2 separate regions of the Homo sapiens genome follow, and region 1 is linked to region 2. The links are chromatin loops, found by intact Hi-C in ENCODE. Cell type or tissue: endothelial cell of umbilical vein. All regions are shown on one strand. Each heading gives the region's core, and the rest is flanking DNA. Links, peaks and the distances in the headings are about the cores only.

The links. Hi-C counts contacts between places; a loop is a spot of excess contacts. Peaks named below come from ENCODE experiments on the same cell type or tissue, not always from the same donor. Only the 100,000 strongest peaks of a DNase experiment are listed, where the experiment ranks them.
Region 1: it touches region 2 in a loop (10-fold over the local background); 2 of 110 quality-filtered maps call a loop at or near these places.

The regions. Positions count from the first base shown.
Region 1 is chr9:86,344,143-86,351,800 of GRCh38, forward strand. TUT7 (terminal uridylyl transferase 7) reads right to left here. Exons shown (of 27, transcript NM_024617.4): 3 at 2,157-2,338; 4 at 1,527-1,643; 5 at 835-1,012. Among named protein-coding and RNA genes, the nearest start is that of TUT7, 6.4 kb to the right of the region's middle. In endothelial cell of umbilical vein, for the core only: no CTCF peak of the experiment used is centred there; a DNase peak (open chromatin) is centred at 4,499.
Region 2 is chr9:87,515,443-87,523,100 of GRCh38, forward strand. All of the region lies in intron 2 of DAPK1 (death associated protein kinase 1), which reads left to right. Among named protein-coding and RNA genes, the nearest start is that of DAPK1, 21 kb to the left of the region's middle. In endothelial cell of umbilical vein, for the core only: no CTCF peak of the experiment used is centred there; a DNase peak (open chromatin) is centred at 3,489; H3K27ac peaks cover 64 bases.

The DNA of each region.
Region 1 (7,658 bases), core at 2,366-6,365, 1.2 Mb before region 2:
ACAAATATAAATAATGATTCCAACCCTAGCTGTGGATCAGAATCACTTGTCGAGCTTTGTAAAAATAGTTGTCCATGGCTTCACAGATAATTCTGATGCACAGCAAGAATTGAGAATGATGAAGCTATTCCAACCATTTACCTAAACAGCAATGGCCAGTGGGGGTTGGGGGATGATGTGGGGTGGGGTTTGTTGCCATCAAGGATTGACAGCAGTTGTGTCAGGCATTGAACATACCTGACCTTAAATTTTCATAGTAATACACTCCAAATAGTTGTGCCCCCTCCCCATCATGCCAAAGGTCTAAAGTTAAAAACAGGCAGAAGACAGACATAACTTGGAAAATCAATTCAACAGTGCACAAAATCCAATACAAATTTCTTAAAACTAGTTTTCAAAGTTCATTTTAGATGCTGCAATTCTCTTAAGTACAGTTAAATAAAATCTTTTTTTTTTTTTTTGACATGAATAACCTGAAAATAACTTCAGGATACTTCTCTTGATTTTAACTCAAAATATGGTGTCAATTTAGATGAGCGGAAAGGGAAACATACATACACAAGAGTCCCACAGTGCCCCAATAATGCAGGGCATTCAACTTAAAGTTCACACACAGGGTAAAATTTATAATGGAAACAGGTTTATAATGACAATGCATATGAAAGTCCTTGTTACCTTAGGGAAAGCCAGGGAAAACAAAAAACAAAAAAATAGAAAACACAAGAGCTTCATGACATGGTAAATAAATTTTTATTTGATGAAAATTACTATTGGTAGGAGAAATGAATGAGGTACTTTTAGGTAGTTAAATAGAAAAACAAATCTAGAAAATACCTGGTAACTTGTGTTGGAACACATTTTCCATGATACGTTTAATTTCCAGCCTCTGTTCCAAGTTCTCATTGTGTAAGCCAAATTCCTGTACCACTTTGTCAATGGCAATGCCAACTGCATTTATCTGGGAGGGTGTTGGTGGGGGTAACGTAGTGAGCAACTCTTCCTCTTGCTTCTCCTTTTAAGATCAAATGTTGAGATTAAAAATGACTTACACATAGTTTTGACCTTCTACCACTCATGAAGACAACACCCTATAGAGTTTTCTTTTTCTTAGCCCTCCCTTCTCATTTTAGCTGTGTTAGTTTTCATCCTATCAAACATATACATACTTCCTTATGCACATAATGTGGATCAGTGGTAACAGAGGATAGGTGGGCATAAGGAGAAAGTGTAAGGAAAGAATATTAAAAACAGCACTTACAAACATTGTTTGCTTTAATACTAGTATAAGGACATATACCTGGGTCCTATCAATGACTTCATATAACCTGATGCTGCCCTTAAGGAAATTCACAAGATTAACCAGTAAAATACATCTGACCAGTATTATGTATTTTGGCTCAAATATATTCAATAAATAAAGCAGTAAAGTTATCAATATCATAGCCTTAAGGAGAAGAAAGCCACAAAGATGACAAGTAATAACAACTAACAAGTAAGCAGACTTGTTTGGGTTACATTCAATTTACCTTAATGTTTTTCTTGTGCCTCTTTTCCTTGATATGCTTATGGGCAAATGCAATGGATTCAATTAAAACATCACAGAGTCTGCAGGTGTACTTTGCTGTAGGGTAGTTTCGTGGTCGCTATAATTTGAAGAGATTTATTTAGAGAGAGACATAAGTAAAACCAAACATTCAGATAAACAAAATCAGCCAGGAAATGATTTCCCCTTCAATTTCTTTTCTCTAAAGAGACAGGAGTCTCACTATGTTGCCCTGGCTGGAGTGAACTGGCTATTCACAGATACCATTATAGCATACTACAGCCCCAAACTCCTGAGTTCAAGCAATCCTCCTGCCTCAACCTCACAAGTAACTGGGGCTACAGGCATGCCACTGTGCCTGGCTTCTTCTTCACTTTTAAAATTGCTACTGTTATTGTTCCCTTTATCACTACCCTAACAGTCATTTTAAGTATAATAGCAATGACTCCTAATCCTATTAAATCACACTGGACATCACTTTTAACTTGTAGTGCTTAAATACTGATAACCAAAGTAGGATATCTAATTGATCAGAGCATGCATACTCAATTAACAACAAAATTGAGGCTAAAACCAGGATTCTAACCAACAAATATATATATAAGGATGTTACCCTTTTTAGCCTGTCAATGCAGTCTCTCTTCAGTCTCTCCTCAGCCTGCTGTAAGCCTAGCAGCTCCTTCGTTGAAAGTACAGACTCATCGATCACAGGGCCTTCCAAGTCTCCATCCTGCTCATTTTCCTCATTTCTAGTCTTCCGTGGCTTCCTAGGTCTGGACCTCTGCTTCTTGTTTTCTTAAGGTGGGGGAAAAATATTATTGGCAATATTAAATAATGCCACTCCTGAGTAAAAAGCAGACCTTACATATGTATTAAATCATGTGAGAGAATAAATCACATCTGCATGCAGAGCAGAAGGAAAGGTAGCTGTCCTATGGACAAAATGCTTTAATACTGTATTCAGTGAGCACATCACCTGTAGACATTAAGCCATAGAAATCATCTTTTTGGAAAATTTAAAAGAATTCTACTTCAATCATACAATTTGATTTTTATTATCTCTTCCTGGTATACTGCTGAGCATAGCAAAGCAACAGAAAAATTATACTCTGAAGGCAAGTATATCTATAATTCTATTATATTAAAATATTACAATACATATTGTAAATATATCTTACATATTCTATAATATCTGTAAGTACACCTGTTATTCTCATTAAAACCAGCCACATTTGCTTTCATCTTCTATAAGTGAACAATCTCAATAAGGCAAAATGCAAAATGTACCCCTGGACAACTCAGAAATCAACTATATACTCATCTGGAGTGAAAAATCATCATTTAGTTGCAAATTTAGCCATCAATAACACCTAAGCCGGGTCCCTCCGTTAATATGAAGAAGTCCAAGCCAAAATTTTATTTACTAAGGACAACTATCTCTCATTTTACCTTTACCTTCATTTTAGCTTCTTTGAATGGCCTGTACACTGAGCATATTTCAAAGGAAAAAAACAACTGGCCATTGAAACAAAAGTTTTCTCTAAGTACATTTGTTTATAAACTCTGCTATTAGTTCTATAATCCTTATAATGAATAAAAATCATCCTGTTCCTTTTTAAAACTTATAACTTTTCAACTTGTTAAAGTGATTGTGGGATTAAACCATAAAAAATTGTTTTAGATAGCTTTGATAACTTATATCGAGTTTTAAAAAATGAAACTATTAGTAACACATTAGTGCTTGGAAACATAAACCTACTGAAAAGCCCTACATGAAGTAATTCCTCCATCAAGTTTTCAGAGGAACTCATTACTACTAGTATGGCAATTACAATGAACTGGCAGGCTGAAAAGGAAATATAGGACCTCCAATTTTATAAAAAGCTTGCTGAGAGCGCTAAAGGATAAGCAGCAAGCATTGTGCTAAAACTACCTGAGATGACTATCTCAAAATTCTGCAAACACCTTCCACAATATAAGAAAATTAAAAAATTAAAAAAAATTAAAGTGTTGGAAAAGTAGTTTTAAAAAATCAATCAAAATACACTGAACAAATAAAATACTAAAAGGTAAGTTGTCATTTCAACAGAAAATCAGGCTACCTTGCGCTACCTTAATATTTCCTTTTTAATACTCCCCCGACTCCCAATTAAATTATCATAATCTTTTAAGGCCAGTATTTCTGGTCTGAACAATTTTTTTTTTTCAGATAAGCACTTCTTTTACTTAGAGATGTATCCATTCTCATTTAGTTTGCTTATCATTATAAACATTATCAAAAAAACTGCATCTAACTTCAGTGTTTATTACAGGTTTCTTAGGCAAAAACTCTATAAATTTAAAATAATACTGCAATACCCTTTAGAAAAGCCCCTATTAGTTCACAAGCCAGTAAGTGATAGGGAACCGAATTCCTTTTTTAAACTCTTCCTCTCTTCTGGTCACAAAGGTTTCTCCATATAACCATATTTGCTGTCATTTTCTAGAAAGAGTAACTTCTCTCTTCCTCCAAAGACCTCAATCAACTCCTACTGCTTTTATACAGAAGTGGATGGCTGCAGAAATTCTGTCAGATAATGGCAGCTACCATGATGGTGTATCTTATTATGCAACAGATGTAAAGCACTTTATATGTACTGCCTTATTTAATCCCTACAGCAATCCTGCTAATACTGTCCCCATTGTACAGATGGGGACAATGCGAATCCAAGAGAATAACTTCTCCAAGAACACATGGCTAAATCAAAGTAAAGGGATTGAAAATATAGATTAAAATATGGATGGGGCCAGGTGCAGTGGGTCATGCCTGTAATTCCCAGCACTTTGGGAGGGTAAGGTGGGAGGACTGCTTGAGCTCAGAAGTTCAAGACCAGCCTGGACAACATAGTGAGATGTCATCTCTAGCAAAAATGAAAAAAATCAGCCAGCAAGATGACTCACTCCTGTGGTCCCAGCTACTCAGGAGGCTGAGACGGAAGGACTGCTTAAGCCCAGGAGGTGAGGCTGTGGTGAGTCATGATTGCGCCATTGCACTCCAGCCTGGGTGACAGAGTGAGACTCTGTCTAAAAAACAAACAAACAAAAAAAGGATGAAATCCTGAAATTCAGCCTTCTAACTAACAACATAAAAACTGGAAAGAAATTACTAAAATCCCTTCTTGGAACATACCCATTCACATCTAGAGTGGACTAGCACTGAAAGGCAATATAACCTTCTAAACCTACTTTCACAGGCATGCATGGTAAAAACTGTCAAAATCTCACCGGAGGGACTCTTGGAGGGTAAAGCTAGGTACTGATGAAAAATTCTTGGCCAGGCGTGGCAGCTCATGCCTGTAATCCCAGCATTTTGGGAGGCCGAGGCAGGTGGATCACCTGAGGTCGGGAGTTCGAGACCATCCTGGCCAACATGGTGAAACCCTGTCTCTACTAAAAATACAAAAATTAGCTGGGCGTGGTGGCAGGCACCTGTAATCCCAGCTACTCGGGAGGCTGAGGCAGGAGAATTGCTTGAACTCGGGAGGCAGAGGTTGCAGTGAACCGAGATCATGCCATTGCACTCCAGCCTGGGCGACAAGAGTGAAACTCCATCTCAAAAAAAAAAAAGAAAAAAGAAAAATTCTCATAATTACTTGGAGGAAGACTACCTGGCTTACCTCAGATTTATTGTAATAAGAGTTCTCTATATTCGGCATTCCAAGTTTCCCATATTTTATTTGCATATGGTTCACAAAGGACATGTGTATTTGAGTGGATGCTTTCCAGCTAAGATCATTAATGGCAATGTCCCAAATACATTAAACTGGCAATCTAGGACATTTGAAGGCTAAAGTAGGGGCAGTAATGTAGAGCTGAAAAAAACAGAAGGTAGTACCGTATGTGGGGGGGAAAAAAGCAACTCCACCATAATTTCCATTATATCTTCTCACATTGTTGAATAATACCCTTCCTTATTAAGACACAATTTTGATAAAGAAATTTCGATCTCTTTAATGAGATCCTTTTTAGTTTATACTTTCAGTTGAATCTCTCTAAACTAAATAATGTTATACCGAAGCTTAATGCTTCCTATATGAAGATTTTCAAGGGATAGAAACTGAATAATTCTTTACTTAATAACTGTGAAAGCATATACCTGTATGTCATACAGCAAAAACATGCAAACTTTTGAATTACCTCCAATAAAAAAATAGCAAAATGCATTTCCTATTCAAATACACTTAAAAGCAACTTCTTTAGTTGCTTTTATAAGAATACACATAAAATAAGAAAACATATAAAAGTTTTTGTGGTCAGCCAACAGTTCCTTTTAATGTCTAGTTGCAAATTTTTGATCTATAAACTTTCTTTTTAAAATGCTTTTCAGCCGGGTGCAGTGGCTCACACCTGTAATCCCAACACTTTGGGACGTCAAGGCAGGCAGATCATGAGGTCAGGGTATCGAGACTACCCCTGGCCAACATGCTAAAACCCCAACTCTACTAAAAATACAAAAATTAGCTAGGTGTGGTGGCACGTGCCTGTAGTCCCAGCCACTCAGGAGGCTGAGGCAAGAGAATTGCTTGAACCTGGGAGATGGAGGTTGCAGTGAACCAAGATCGCACCACTGCACTCCAGCCTGGGCTACAGAGCGAGACTCCATCTCAAAAAAGAGAATAATAATAATAAAATGAAATGGTTTTCAAGATCAACTTCTACAAGACTATAGGTAACAAAATTAAATACCCACATCCCACCTGGACAGTAATACAGAAACACTTAAATATACACAATTTTTAATAAAGAAAAACACAAATCAAAAGCCCAGAAATTATCAAGAAATATTCGGCTCCGCCGTCAGGATTTCAGGTCCAGCGAGGCTGAGTTAATGGCCAGAGTAGCAGAGTCCCCAATTTTAGTTCTACTTCCTCATTTACCGCGCTGCATAAACAGGTCTGTGGAAATTTAACCTCTCTGAGCTGCAGCTGCCTGATTTGTAAAACTGTGATTCCATTTTTGATATATTACAACAGAGTACTGCATCAGATAATTCCTCAAGCTATTTCTAGCTTAAAGATTTAAGTTTTATGTCTCCCTACTACTTAACGCCTTTATAACACTTCATTCTGTTTCTGCTACTTGATATTAATATATACTCTTAATTTTCAAATTTAAAAATATCTGAGGGCCAGGCGCGGTAGTTCACGCCTGTAATCCCAGCACTTTGGGAAGCAGAGGCAGGTCGATCACTTGAGGTCAGGAGTTCAAGACCAGCCTGGCCAACAGGGAGAAACCCTATCTCTATTAAAAAACAGAAAAATTAGCTGGGCATGGTGGTGTGCACCTGTAGTCCCAGCTACTTGGGAGGCTGAGACATGAGAACCGCTTGATCCTGGGAGGCAGAGGCCACAGTGAGAGGAGGTCACATCACTGCACCTCCAGCCTGGGTGACACAGTGAGACTGTCTCAAAAAAAAAAAAAAAAAATCAGGCTGAATGTGGTGGCTCACGCCTGTAATCCCAGCACTTTGGGAGGCCAAGGTGGGTGGATCACTGGAGGTTAGGAGTTTGAGACCAGTCAGGCCAACATGGTGAAACCCTGTCTCTATTAAAAATACAAAAATTAGCCTGATGTGGTGGCATGTGCCTGTAGTCCCAGCTACTTTGGGGGATGAGACAGGAGAATCGCTTGAACCCAGGAGGCAGAGGTTGCAGTGAGCCAAGATCGCGCCACTGTACTCCAGCCTGGGTGACAGAGCGAGACTCCGTCTCAAAAAATAAAATAAAATATAAATAAACAGATCTGACAACTAGAAGTATCTGTGAAAAAAGAAAAAAAATCAAGTAGCACATTTCCCCCCATTTAATATTAATAAGTGCTTGAGACTTTCATTTTTATCCTAAGACCTTGTAAAGATAAAAGACGACCTTTTGGCTTTTAAGTATTCTATACGCATGGGACACAAATTCAAACACCTTATAGGTAACCAGTGTATGAACTGGCCACTGTGAGATAACATGAAGAGAAAAGGCATCGGGTGATCTAGAAAGTGTCCATATTCCCTGAATGCATTTAAACTAAAAAAATTTATTTAAAAGTGCTGGCCAGTTTGAAACACATTCTATACAACCACTAA
Region 2 (7,658 bases), core at 1,794-5,793:
AGCTCTGAGCCTCTCTGGCTCTGAAGCCCATGAAAACACACATAGATGGTCTTTTGGATGGGGATAGGCTTGTTTTGGGGGCACTGGGGGTCAGTGGTGGGAGCCATGAGGAGGCAGAGGTTGGCTTAGTAGGAAGAACTCAGCTGTCCAATAGCAGAGCAGACTGCAAGTGAGGTCACAAGTGGTGGACACTGCAGTGTTTGCACTAAATACCCACCTGGTGGGGATATTGAGGAAAAGATTGCCGATTTGGGGAGGAAATTGAGCTGATAGCCTCTGAGGATCCCTTCCAACTCTGTGGATCTGTGGTCATCAACAAAGGGGACCACGTGGGTAACAGCTTCCACCAGGGTGCTCTTGAGCAGGAGCTGCGGGGCAAGTAGCTGCCGTTTTCTTCCCATTCTCAGAGTCCATCCTGCTGACCTCTCCTGCCCACTCCTAATGACCCTTTCCTGCAGGTCGGTCTTACCAGCCTCCCCCCATTTCCCTGCAGTGGTCAGCGGGTGCCCTTGCCCCCCTTTCCCTAGCTCCCAGCTCTCACCGCACACTCAGCTGAATCCCCAGGGAGAACACAAAGCAGAGAGTTGTACAGTTATGGGCTTGTATCCCAGTCAGCGCATCCCTGCCTCTGAAGGGATGCAGATGAATGTGGCCTCTTGCTGTTTTATGCCAACTTGGAGTTCACTCTCTGGCTGTACTTGCCGCCCCCCAGCTTCTGCCCTTCTCCTTGGTGTGGAAGCTGGGATTCTGTCTCCAGCATTACTCCAATTTTTCCCTTGTGTCTCTACTGGATTCCAGATCCTCTTGCACACTGCCAGCGTTGCAGCATCCATACTGTTGGGGCTCAAGAGCCAGCCAGGTCATAGCTGTGGTCTAGGCCATATCGGGTTCTCCCAGCGGGCCCGTTCTCCCTGGGGTTAAGTCCAGCCGTGGCAAACACGGAGTTTCTGCCTTGCCTTTCCTACTGAGCAGGCCTCATGAGTCATGAGTCATGGCCCCGCAACTTCCCATTGCTATCTGACCTTGCTTCCCCCTGCTCTGTCCCAAGGGTGATATCCTGCTTGCTGTCTTGGTGATTGTTTCTAAACTGCCTAATAGCTGTGATTTTTTTTTTCAGGCTGATTTCTAATTTTTCTTCAATGTCAGGTAACTCCTTGTTTCTTATTCTCTTAGGCCTCTGGTTTCTGCCTTTCCAGCAGGCTGGATGGTTTAGCATGCTGCGTGTGTGGCCAGGGGCAGCCCACATGGCTTAATTAGCTCTTCAGCCCCCTGGCAGGAGGTGTGAAGAATGCTTCCTACAGTATGTAGGCACCCTGCGATTGGGGCATTTTCCCATGTGCTAGGTTCGGTGGATTGGAGAAGCTTGAAGGGGTGGATTTGGAGGATATTGTGCAAAAGGAAGGTGTGGCAGTCAGGGTGCTGGCAGGGAACTGGGCCCTTCTGATGGTCCGGATGTAGGTTATGGGATGGTCAGGTACGTACTATCTGGCAGCAGAAGGGGAGCCTGTACCATGCCTAGGGCTGCACTGGAGTCATAGAGGGGGGTCACCAGTACATGCCACTTCAGGGAAGAAACATCACAACCTCTCTCTTCCTGCCCCCATAGTCCCACCAGTGCCTCTCATTAGCCAAACCTAACAGGAACCACCTGCAGGGAGCCACCCAGGGTGGTGCAGTGTGTAGGAGAGTGAAGAATGCGATTGGGGGCAGGGGAGGACAGACAGATGGGACAGATGGAGAATAACCAGGAAGGGGCATCCACTTAGTGGGCACCGATAGCAGGCTTGCTACATTACTGCTTTCCTCCGGGGGTGCAGGTGGTCAGTATCTGCAGAACCCATCTGCTGGGCCTCTCTTCTTCTCGGTGGACTGGGTTTATAATCCATTTTCCCTCTGAAGGCATTCCTGAGACTCAAGCAGTGTCCTCCTTTTGCAAACTCCTGGGGTAATTCCTCATTGACACATTCATCCAGCACTGAGACTCCCCACTGTTCTCTCCCCCACCTCTCTCTCTGTGTGCCCATCTTTCCTAGATTGTGAGCCCGTAAAGTGTAATCATTCTTTTGTTCCCCACATCTTGCAAGACCCTTCAGAAACACCTATTGTCTGATGATCATTTCATTAACTGGTCAGAATTACAAAATCCTGAACTGAAGGATTGTAGCCATGGTTCCTGTGAGTTTTAAAGGTAAACTGAGGAATTGCCGAAAAGTTCCTTAAGATGCATAGTGTGTTGTGCACGTTTTCATCCTTGGCATAACCCTGTGAGGTGACAGCCCCATAAAAGTGCAAAGTGGGTCCCAGATCACTCTCTGCTAGCTGGGGTAGAGTAAGCTTCAGATAAAATGGCTGTTTCCTTTCCATCCCATTGATGATTTTCCCCAAATCTATTGGTACTTATTACCATGTTAGCTTGTCCCAGTGTCATATTTTTAGATTTGAAAGCAGAATGGGAAGGTGAGTCTAGTGGGAATAAAATGTGGTTGACCGCATTTCTACTACACAAGAGGAAATGGGCACCAGTGATCATGGGTGCCTGGGTCCCAATCTGCCCCATAGCACGGGTAGTGGGTTTCTGAAAGAAAGCAGCACGCATCTGTCGCTGAACCTGCGTTTTTACAGCACAGTTGTTTGCCCTGGAATATTTGCCGTTTATGTTGTTGTTTTTTTTTTTTTTTTTTTTTTCTGAGATGGAGTCTGGCTCTATCACCCAGGCTGAAGTGCAGTGGCACAATCTTGGCTCACTGCAACCTCCACCTCCCGGGTTCAAGCGATTTTCCTGCCTCAGTCTCCCATGTAGCTGGGATTACAGGCGTGCCCCACCACACCCAGCTAATTTTTTTTTTTTTTTTTTTTTGTATTTTTAGTAGAGATGGAGTTTCGCCATGTTGGCCAGGGTAGTCTTGAACTCCTGACCTCTGGTGATCCACCCACCTCAGCCTCCCAAAGTGCTGGGATTATAGGCGTGAGCCACTGCACCCAGCCATATTTGCCCTTTAAAAGGGAAAACCTAAGGAAACTGATGTTAACCCTTTGCCATCGTCAATCTCATTGATGTCGGCCAGTCAATCCTGTCAAATCTTGCTCTTTTTTTAATGATGCTTGAAAATTGGAGCCTCACAACTGTTTACTAGGTGGGTCTAGGATGGTAATTTCTGGAAATGACTGTAGACTATGCCAAATGTCTTTTTAGCCTGTTATCTGACCATGCCCAGATGGCTTAACTTTTCTCTAGCAGTGTCACTTTTTCCTTATTTCTCTGTATCTGTGGAGTAGCGTAGAACCGTATGTACAAAGGTTTCTGCTGACATATCAGTGTCTACACAGCTATGTGGGTATCCATGTTGGTGCCTGAAGAGTCTGGCCCGCGCCCAGTATTTGGCAGCTGTAAAATGTTAGATGAACTTCCACCCTCAGTAAAATCAGCCACCCCTTCAAAAGAGTCACAGGCATCCATCCAGTAATATCTTTCCAGGAAAAAAAAAAAAAAGATTTACGTGTAGTCAAGAAAAAGTAGAGATCGCAGGAAGCACTGCTCTGAGCAGATTAGAACAGAGGATTTCGCAAGAGGTGCTCCTTGGCCAAGTCGAGTAAGTAACATCGGACTGATAGGAGGAAGAGCAGCTTAGCTTGGGGCCCTGTGCCCAGTCCTGCTTGTTTAGGCCTTTGTCCCTGTCTGCTTTCCTGGGGCTGGGGCTCTGGGCCCGGCCGATGCCCCTGGTCCCAACCCCAGCTTTATCACTGGGTTCAGCAAGGGGCCCTGGAGAGCAGGCAGCAATGGCAGGCACCTCCCGCATGCACCATTACCTTCATTCCTCTTCTCAGGTTTCCACAGTTGCCCCTATAAAAAGACTGCTGTTGGCCCATGCCAAGTACTCTGGAATAGACAGGAGTGGTATTTCCGCCCTCTTGGAGGGTTGGTGTTTACCAGTGTCCCCCTTCGCTGCAACCCAATGGCAATTGTATTGCCCCGGTGCTCCAGGAATCTGAGGATGATTGGTTGATTTCCTATGATTTCTGGGAGAGTAGTTTACCCAAACCTTTTATGAACCAAAGCCATACTCCCTGGGAGTGTCTGGCTGATCATGTCAGAGACATCTGCCTGGTGGATTGGGGCTGTCACGTGACCAGTGGCCCGCTCTGTCTGCTGCCCAGTACTGCCAATTGGGGAGTGTCCTTCTGCCTTTTTCTCTGCCCTATGTCTGGGACACAGGGATGGCAGCCAGGCCCAGGAGCACCCAGCATCCTCCAAGCAATGAGGTAGCACTGCTTCTGACTTTTCCTCAGGATCTGGTCTTTTTCCATGACAATGAGGTGGGGCCCAACCTTCTCGAAAGTGGCATTGTTTCTGCACAGTTGTAACTGCTCTCAGGGGTGTCAGTGAAGTAGGGGTGGGAGGGAAGCCATGGGATGCTGAGAGAATAGGGCCGAGAGGACATACCTGCTCTCCAGCTTGGCCTTTGATCCAGACACTAGGGACGAGGCTGTCACTGTGGGTGCCTTTGTTAGTGTTTGTGTGTTTGAGTAGTCTGAAATGCTGTGACTTTTTTTTGTTGTTGTTAATAAAGATAAGGAAACAAACAGAAAAAAGGAAATTGGAGCTTCCAAAAGGAAGAAGGAAGTCTTAATATAGAATTGACTTCTTCCCAGGTAAGTTTTAATTGCTTCTCATGCTTGTAGAAAGGTGTATCATGTGTTCTAATAGGTTAGGATTTAATTATGGCTTAAAATTAGTTCTATAGGAAGAGCTTGGAGTTGCACCTAGGGAGAAGAAGCAGAGGGTTCCAGAATTGTGTAAACGGATTGATGGAAAAATAGGCTTCTGGTGCTGAGGGTTCAGGAGCCTTGCCAGCATCACAACAAGGTGTGAATTAGCCTCCTCGCACTCTGGGAGGAAGTGGAGGAACTGCTGGGGTGTGAGGCTGTGAAAGGACCTTGGAGAGCCAAGTCCTCCCTGTTCAGACAGGGACAGGCACAGCTGGAGACAGCAGTTTTCAGCTCTGTGGAACTCTTGTTCTCTGGGTTGCACTTCTTCCTGTGATAATAAAGAGGTTGAAGACAGGAAGACAGGTGCTTGAAAGCCGGAAGACAAGGGGAAAGTTGTTTGAAGCAGGTGTTTAAAAATCCGCCACTTTGGGGGGATGAATTAGGATATCGGTAACAATTTTATAGCCTATATGGTTTCTTTTTGACCCTCGAAGATAGGTGGGAAGTGGTTTTCTATACTTCTTTTAAAAACTGGGAAACCAGAGCTTAAAGAAGTTAAGCTTGAGGCAGCAGAGTTCAATGCACTGGTGAATTGAAATGTTTGTGTGTGTATACATACATACCTGTGTGCGTACATACATAGGTATATATACATACTCAGTATAAATATACATGCACATATATCTATACATGTACTGATACAAAGGGTATATAATACAATTTACAACTAATAACAAACTATGTGCACTCTTTATTATAAATTCCATTCAGCCAATGTAGGCTCACAGAATGCTTTTATTGATTTTTACTGTGGCCAACCTATGACTGACAATGGTTTGACAGAGTTGCATTCCAATTCACTAGTTTTTTACCTAGTAAATTTATTACCATTAAATCTAATATGTGATCTACTGTTAGACTATTTCTCACCTTGTACAAATTATGTTCCTTAAGCTGAGCTTCATTTTGGCTTCAGCACTGCTGATTGCAATAGTGCTAGCTATGTTTTAAGCTTTTGGTGTTGTTGCAGGGGTTGAAGCATTGTTGGATTCTGTATCACCTAAGGGTGTCTGTGTTTAGCAACCAGGTCATGAAATTCCTGAAAAATGAACAGTTGTCTCTTGTGAGCCAGCACAGGCAGGCTGGAGCACATCACTAGCTCCATTGTCAAGGTCTGGAAAGGCAGGTGCTTGTCTGTCTTATTCAGTCTTTAGCCCCAGACCCAGGGAGGTGCTGAATGTATGATTAGAGATTCAGTGAATATTGGTGAGATGGATGAATGAGGTTTCAAAGCTGGGACCAGGAGCCAGTCCATGGGACTCCAGTTCTTATCCCATGAGGACAAGGTCCAGGGTGGGCATTGAAGAATCACAGGAAAGGAGGGGCACCAGAGACCGTCTCCACTGTCAGAACTCAGCTGCCATGTCCTGCCTTCCGCTAGGATGTCAGCACTGGGGCACTGTGGTACAAAGAAGAGGAGAAGGATGACATCTCATTTAGTGTACTTTTTTTCCAGCTTTATCCAATCTTTTGGCAATTTTATTCCCCATCATTTAGGAAAGAGAAGACCTTCTTATCTAGCAGTTTGATGACTTATGGTAGTTGCTTTGGTTTGAATATTTATCCCCTCAAAACTCATGTTCAAACTTAATCTCCAGTATGGCAGTGTTGAGAGGTGAGGCTTTTAAGAGGTGATTGGGAAGGCAGAGCCTTCATGAATGGATTAATTCATACGTGGGTTAGTGGATGAAAGGGCTAATGGATTAATGCGTTATCGTGGGAGTGCCACTGGTGGCTTTATAAGAGGAAGAGAGGCCCAAGCATATTTAGTGAGCATTTTCTTGCCCTCTTGCCATGCGATGCCCTCTGCCACGTTTTGATGCAGCAAGAAGATGCTCACCAGGTGCCAGCGCCATGCTCTTAGACTTCCCAGCCTCCAGGACCACGAGCTGAATAAATTGCTTTTATTTATAAATTGCCCATTCTGCAACAGAAAATGGACTAAGACAGTAGTCACCAACAATACTTAACTAGAATGGCCAGTTATGGAGAACAAGAGTTATATTTTTTTTCTCAGACAGGTCCCTTTACATCTTTTAAAATGAAATATGTAATACATTCACACAGTTCGAAAGTCAAAGACAGTATCTTGCCCTCCAGTGACTAGTTCCTTCTAGTGAGTCTTGAGATCATTCCATATATATTCTATGTGTATTTAAGACAATAAACATAAATTTTTTCATGTTTTTACTGAAATCGTAGCATGTTATACACATTGTTCTGCCTTTGGCTTTTTTGTTTTTTCACCTCATAGCATAACTTGAAAATCATTCCATTACTACATAGGAAGACATGCCTTTTTCTTCTCTATGATTTACTGTCATTTATTTAACCCTTTCTGTCTGTGAACTTCTAGGATTCTTTTCTAATTTTTCTATTATAAGCAATTCTGCAATGATTGCTGATGTACAAAATGTTGAAGCTATCTGTAGGTAAATTCCTAGAAGTGGAATTGCTGGATGAAAGAGAACATGCATCTGTCATTCTTGTATGTGTTACCAAGTTACTCTTCATAGACCGTAAGTCAGTTTTCAGCCCAACTACAAGAGAAAGCTGGCTGGCTTCTTTCGCTGTCTCACAGCTGCTTGATTCTTGCTACTTTGATAAGTGTAGTTTCATCAATTTTTAAGTATGAATAAGTGTAAGCATGTTTTCAAGTATGTTTAAGAACTATTTGTCTCTGCTTTGAACTTTCTATTCATACTCTTTGCCCATTTTTCTCTACGTTTGTAGACTTTTATTAATTTGTAGGAGCTCTTTATCTATTAAATAGCTTTATGTTCATGTTATGATTTGCACATCTTTTCTCTAGGTTGTCATTTGTCTTTTGGCATTGTTTCTGGTACTTTTCTCCCCATGATTTTTTTTTGTGTTGTGATAAAATGTGAAAC